Regions from separate parts of the Homo sapiens genome. Here region 2 is linked to region 1. A link is a loop called in an ENCODE intact Hi-C map of the cell type or tissue named here. Cell type or tissue: psoas muscle. All regions are shown on one strand. Region 1 has its middle 4.3 kb from the start of MXD4. Region 2 overlaps ZFYVE28 (zinc finger FYVE-type containing 28).

What was found. Hi-C counts contacts between places; a loop is a spot of excess contacts. Peaks named below come from ENCODE experiments on the same cell type or tissue, not always from the same donor. Only the 100,000 strongest peaks of a DNase experiment are listed, where the experiment ranks them.
Region 2: it touches region 1 in a loop (2.4-fold over the local background); 67 of 110 quality-filtered maps call a loop at or near these places.

The regions. Positions count from the first base shown.
Region 1 is chr4:2,265,159-2,267,658 of GRCh38, forward strand. No RefSeq gene overlaps it. Among named protein-coding and RNA genes, the nearest start is that of MXD4, 4.3 kb to the left of the region's middle. RefSeq lists a cis regulatory region at 1,712-2,500. In psoas muscle, no CTCF peak of the experiment used is centred here; DNase peaks (open chromatin) are centred at 733, 1,263 and 2,213; H3K4me3 peaks cover 1,137 bases; H3K27ac peaks cover 2,146 bases.
Region 2 is chr4:2,400,816-2,403,315 of GRCh38, forward strand. The region is part of intron 1 of ZFYVE28 (zinc finger FYVE-type containing 28); the gene reads right to left. Among named protein-coding and RNA genes, the nearest start is that of ZFYVE28, 17 kb to the right of the region's middle. RefSeq lists enhancers at 551-610, 731-1,402. In psoas muscle, no CTCF peak of the experiment used is centred here; a DNase peak (open chromatin) is centred at 1,396; H3K4me3 peaks cover 1,501 bases; H3K27ac peaks cover 1,667 bases.

The DNA.
Region 1 (2,500 bases):
CTCTGAGCCCCACCCAGCCTTACATTCTCCTTGGGTTGTTCGCCCTCTGTCTCCTTTCCCTCACGACGGCCCTCCCCAGCCCACCCCAGGCAGGGGCTCCCAGGGAAGGGACAGGGCCTGCATGCAGAAGGGCTTCCCCGGTTTTGGGTGGAAGGCCACGGCAGGCTTGTCTTCCGCTGCCTGGATTTCCTGAGTTATCTTGCCCCATCTGCCACAGCCTCAGCTTCCCTGGCTGTGAACGGGGCTGGCAGTGCTGCCTCTTGGGACATATGGAGGACGGAATAGGAATAAAGGATTCCTGGTTTGGCTTGGGAAAGGCTACTGGGCTGACTCCCCACCCGCAGGATCTGTGAGAGTATCTAAGGCCAGCCCCAAAGAGACCTCCAGAAGACAGCTTCCTGGCCTTCCTGCGCCCACTGGGCCCCAACTTCCTTTCACTGGACTCAGGATCCACAAACTCCTCATGGCCACCACACACACATGACTTCTCGGGGTATCTGAGTCTCGGCAGAGCCTCAGGGAGCACCCCTCACACACCCAGGGAGGGAAGGTTGGTGAGGCCCCGGCAGCTGCAGAGCCTCTTTCCCACACTTCCAGGCTGACCAGGCCCTGATCCCCAAACTTGGCCACTGACACCCTGCCCCTCCCACCTTGGGCCTCCTGTCACTGGGTGGGCTGCCAGCAGCCCCCAGGTCCCCTGCACCAGCATTCAGGGCGGGAGGCTGCCCTGCCTCCACTCCGTCAGAATCCTGCAGCACAGTCCCCATCTCCACAGCCCTGAGGGGTGGCAGGTTCTAGGTCAGTGGGGTGGCCCGGGTCAGGGCTGGAGAGCTGTGACCAGCTCAGCACGCACCCAGTCCCCCGAGGCCTTGGCTCCCCTGCACCAAGAGGCCTGGTTGTGTCCCGGCACCAGGGGGAGTCCCTATGGTGCCTCTCCTTGAAGCCACCCTGGATTCTAGTCCTGTCAGCTTCCCTGGGCCTGTTTCCTGGGCTGTAAAATCGGGGGTGACAGTACTTGCCTCTTGGGTGGTTGGGGTGTGTCATGAAGGATGCATGCAAAGCCCTGCACAGCAGTGGGCTGGGCACTAAGGGGTGCCCAGGAAGTGCCAGGAATGTGAACATCAGCTCCAAATCAGCAAGAGCCTCCAACCCCTCGGCCCTGCCCACAGAGAGACAGGGCTTAGGAGAGACAGGGCCTGCCCAGTCTCAGCCGGTCAGTAGCAGAGTCTCGCTGAGAACCTGGGTGGAGCTTTGGCTGCCCGGCTGGCCAGCCACGGGCCCCAGGCCAGGCCTCTTGGGGGCCTTCCAAAAAGTTTGACACTCAGGAAAACACTGTCTCCAGAATACGAAAAGAAGACGGCACAATCAAAATGCATGGAGATGTAATTAAATGTTTATATAACCAAACATAATGTCAGCGTTATTTTTAAATTTAAAATCAGATAATTCTATTTGTGAACAATTGGTGGGGTAGATTTTTTTTCTCACTTTAAAAGGTTTTCCCAGCATGCAGAAGACCCCCAGACAACTCAGACAACTATAAGTTAAATGAATTTCCTATGGCCCAAAATGTCCAAAAGCAAAAGAGGAAATTTTCCTTTCAAACACTTTTACAAGAGAAAAACAAGTTTATGAAAGAGGCCGTGGCTGCAGATTCAAGGCACTTGCTGTGGTGTCTGGGGGTGGCCTTTAAAATTCGGAGGGCCAGGACCTCTGAAGCTGGACAGGCCCTGCCTGGCCCTGCTGCTGTTCCGGGACCCCCTTTCTTCCCTGAGGCCTGGGGTAGAAGAGCAGGTCCTCCTCTCGTGAATGGTAGGGGTGCTGCTATCTGGGAAGGCTTCCTGGAGGAGGTGGGTCTATGGGGCCTGGGAGCACCTCCAGGACTCTGGGGCATGGGGGTAGTGTGGGCGGGCACTTTGAGGCCTGCCTGCCTCCCCTGAGCTCCCACTGCAGAGTCCAGAGGGTGGGAAGAGCAGTGGCTGGGTGCTGGTGGAGGGAGGCATCAGTGCACAGATGCCATAAAGCTGCCTCCCCAGGGTTCTGCCAGCTCCCCGCCTAGCCCTGGTGGTACAGGCGTCCGGCTCCAACCAGGAACACTGGGGGCATGGTCTGTCCTGCCCTTGGTCATTGCTGTACCAGCTAGGGCCTCTCTGGATCTTCCTCCCAGGTGTAGGACCCTGAGGACTAGGGCCTGGCTACCGGGTCGGCCGCGCTGGGGTCTCTGTCCAGACTTAGGGTGCCTGGCCACGGTGGGGAGACCCCAACACCTCAAGTTGCACTGCTTCGAGGAGGCAGTGGAGTTGGGCGGGCCTTGGTGGCCATTAGGGACAACACCAGGACTCCTGAAGATAAGCAAGGGCTGCGGTGGGGGGTGGGGCCGGGTCTGGGCCGCAGGATAGGAGGGGACAGTCCCTGCCTCAGACCGGCTCCCTGGCCCAGCAAGGACGCCCACCACTTCTGAGCCTCCCTGCATTCTCGCCCCAGGCCTCCCCAGAGCCAC
Region 2 (2,500 bases), 140 kb after region 1:
TAAGGGTGGGCCTGCCTTTCCCAGCCCACTAACTCAAATGTTAACATCCTTTGGCAGCACGCACACAGACACACCCAGGATCAATACTTTGTATCCTCCAATCCAATCAGGTTGGCAGTATTAACCATCACACAGGGTGAAAAATTCTAGACCAACAGGATTCAGCTATTGACTGTGGTTGACTTATACTCTCTTTGTCCACAAGGACTGGAGGTGGCAGACGTCACACACACCCTGAGAATGTCCCCAGGTGAGCACAGTGGGGGATGGAAACTGGTACCTAGGGAGGAAGGCTGGGCAGGTGGGCCGTCACGAGCCTCTCCCCAGTTCCCAGGGGAAACATTTGCTCCATGGAACTAAGGGGGGCCCCGAAGGGGATGGCCAGTGGAGGCACTGACACTGCAGGGCCCTGCCACCTTGCAGTGGTCACAGCTCACACGCAACGACACATGGCCCAAGGGGGAGGTGCCGATTCATCCTGTGCAGAGCCACCCCAGGGGTGCCCCAGTTACAGGGGCAGGGAAGCACTGCCACCTCCATCTCACACAGGCGGCTGGGGCTAGGGCAGGAGTCCCGGTGCCCACATCCCACCCTCACAGCCTGTGCAGTAGGTGGCCCAGGGCCCGGGTCGCAGGGACACACCCTCCCGGCCGGGCAGCACTCAGAAGCTGTCCTAACCACAGGGTGCTTTCACTCTGACACCAGACGGTGCTACCTGCCCCACCCCAGGCCCTCCCCCTCCTCCTTCTGGCTCTGTGAGTTCTGAGCCAAGGAAGAGAGTGTCTACAGAGAGGTTTTTCAGAGGATAAAACTGCCTTTTCCATGGGCCTGCCTTTTTGGTCAGAGTTGCCAGGAGCCAAAAGGAGTGCCTCCTTGCGGTCCCCTCGCCGCCCCGCACCGCAGTCCACCCCAAGAACCTCTATGACCCCCGGGGCTCAGGTGCAGAGCAGAGGCCACAGTTCCACAGGAGCCTCTTCATCCATCAGCAGCAAAACCCTCGGGGGTCCCAGTGGTAGCGGGGGTCCCGGCCCAAGACCTGGGCTGCGTCCTCTCCTCGAGCCTCTCATGAGAAAGACCTTTCAAACAAAACCAGTTCACTTGGCCCTCCCAGCGCTCCCTGAAGCCCCGTGTGCGTGGTGGTGGCCAGCCTGAGGGATTTGGGTCGGGCAGCTCACGACGACCCTGAGGCTTTGTCATGCTGCAGTCTCTGCTGTCAAGAGACACAGAGGAAGAAATCCCGGTCCTGCCGGCTGTGGAGGGACAGTGGTAGCAGCTTTTAAAATCCTCTCCCTGGCGCTGGAGGAGGGACTTGCTCAGCTGGGTCCCCAGTGAGCATGGAGCTCTGCTGCCACCGCTCCCCTCATGGCACCAGGCACCGCACAGACAGCGCTGCAGCTGGGAGCTCGTTTCAACCTGGAGACAGCCCTGCTGGGTGGGCGGGGCCCCTCCTCCCCAACTCCTCCCAAGGTCAGCTGCTCCAGGGCTTGGATCAGTAAGTCGGCCAGGCAAGCCGGCACCGCCCCCGCCATCAGACACCATCTCCCGCCCCGCCCGCTGCAGGAGCAGAAGGTGCTGGAAGGCCATGTCCTGCAGCCTCTGCTTGGCTATGGTCCCCAGAAGTCCTGATGGGTCAGCAAGAGCTGTATTAAGCAGAGCAGGCAACAGCGGCAAAAACTAGCAGAACATCCTCAAGCCAGGACTGCATGTGAGGAAGACAGCGCCAGCATCACTGTTTCATAGTCGGATCCACAAAGCCCGGGGAAGTGGCCGGCAGAAGACAACACGGAAGCCACACAGCAGAGAGCGGGCAGGGAACGCGGTAGACAGTCGCACAACAACACTCACACAGATGCCAAGAAAAAGGCTTAGAAGGGAATATTAAAAACCGTAGCAGCTGTACCAGACTAATAAGCTTAGGTGCGTTTGTGCTCTATTTACCCACCCACATCTAATGATACACCAGTGCTGGAATTTAAGCTCACTCTGCTCTCAGTCAGCCTCTCACTGCATGAAAACCAGGGCAGCACTGACCCATCCCTGCAGGGCCAAGCCTGCCCCCTCCACCAAGGCCCCTCCTCCTAGCTCAGGACCCGGTCAGCTAACACCAGCATGGTCTTCACAGGACGTGCCTACCACCCATCCAGCACCCTCAGAAACAGGATCCCCATTTGGGAGTCTCCATGAGGCTGGCGTGCCATTATCCGTGTTTGAGGAAAGTCAAAGTGCAATGCTGACCTCTCTGACAATGCAGGGCACACAGAACAATACAGGTCCTTTCCCCGTGGCCGCCTGATGACCCCTCTGGGCTGTGGCCCAAGCCTGTGTGGCCCCAGCTGCCTTCTCCTCAGCTACCAGGGCTGCCCTGAGCCCCAGCTCCTCACAGATGCCCCCACACTTCCAGGGCTACAGCCCAGGAGGGGAAAAAGCCTGTACCCCAGCGTCGGGTCTGCAGAGGGATCTGAGATGGGCAAAGGACTAGTGGGACCTTGTCACTGCCACT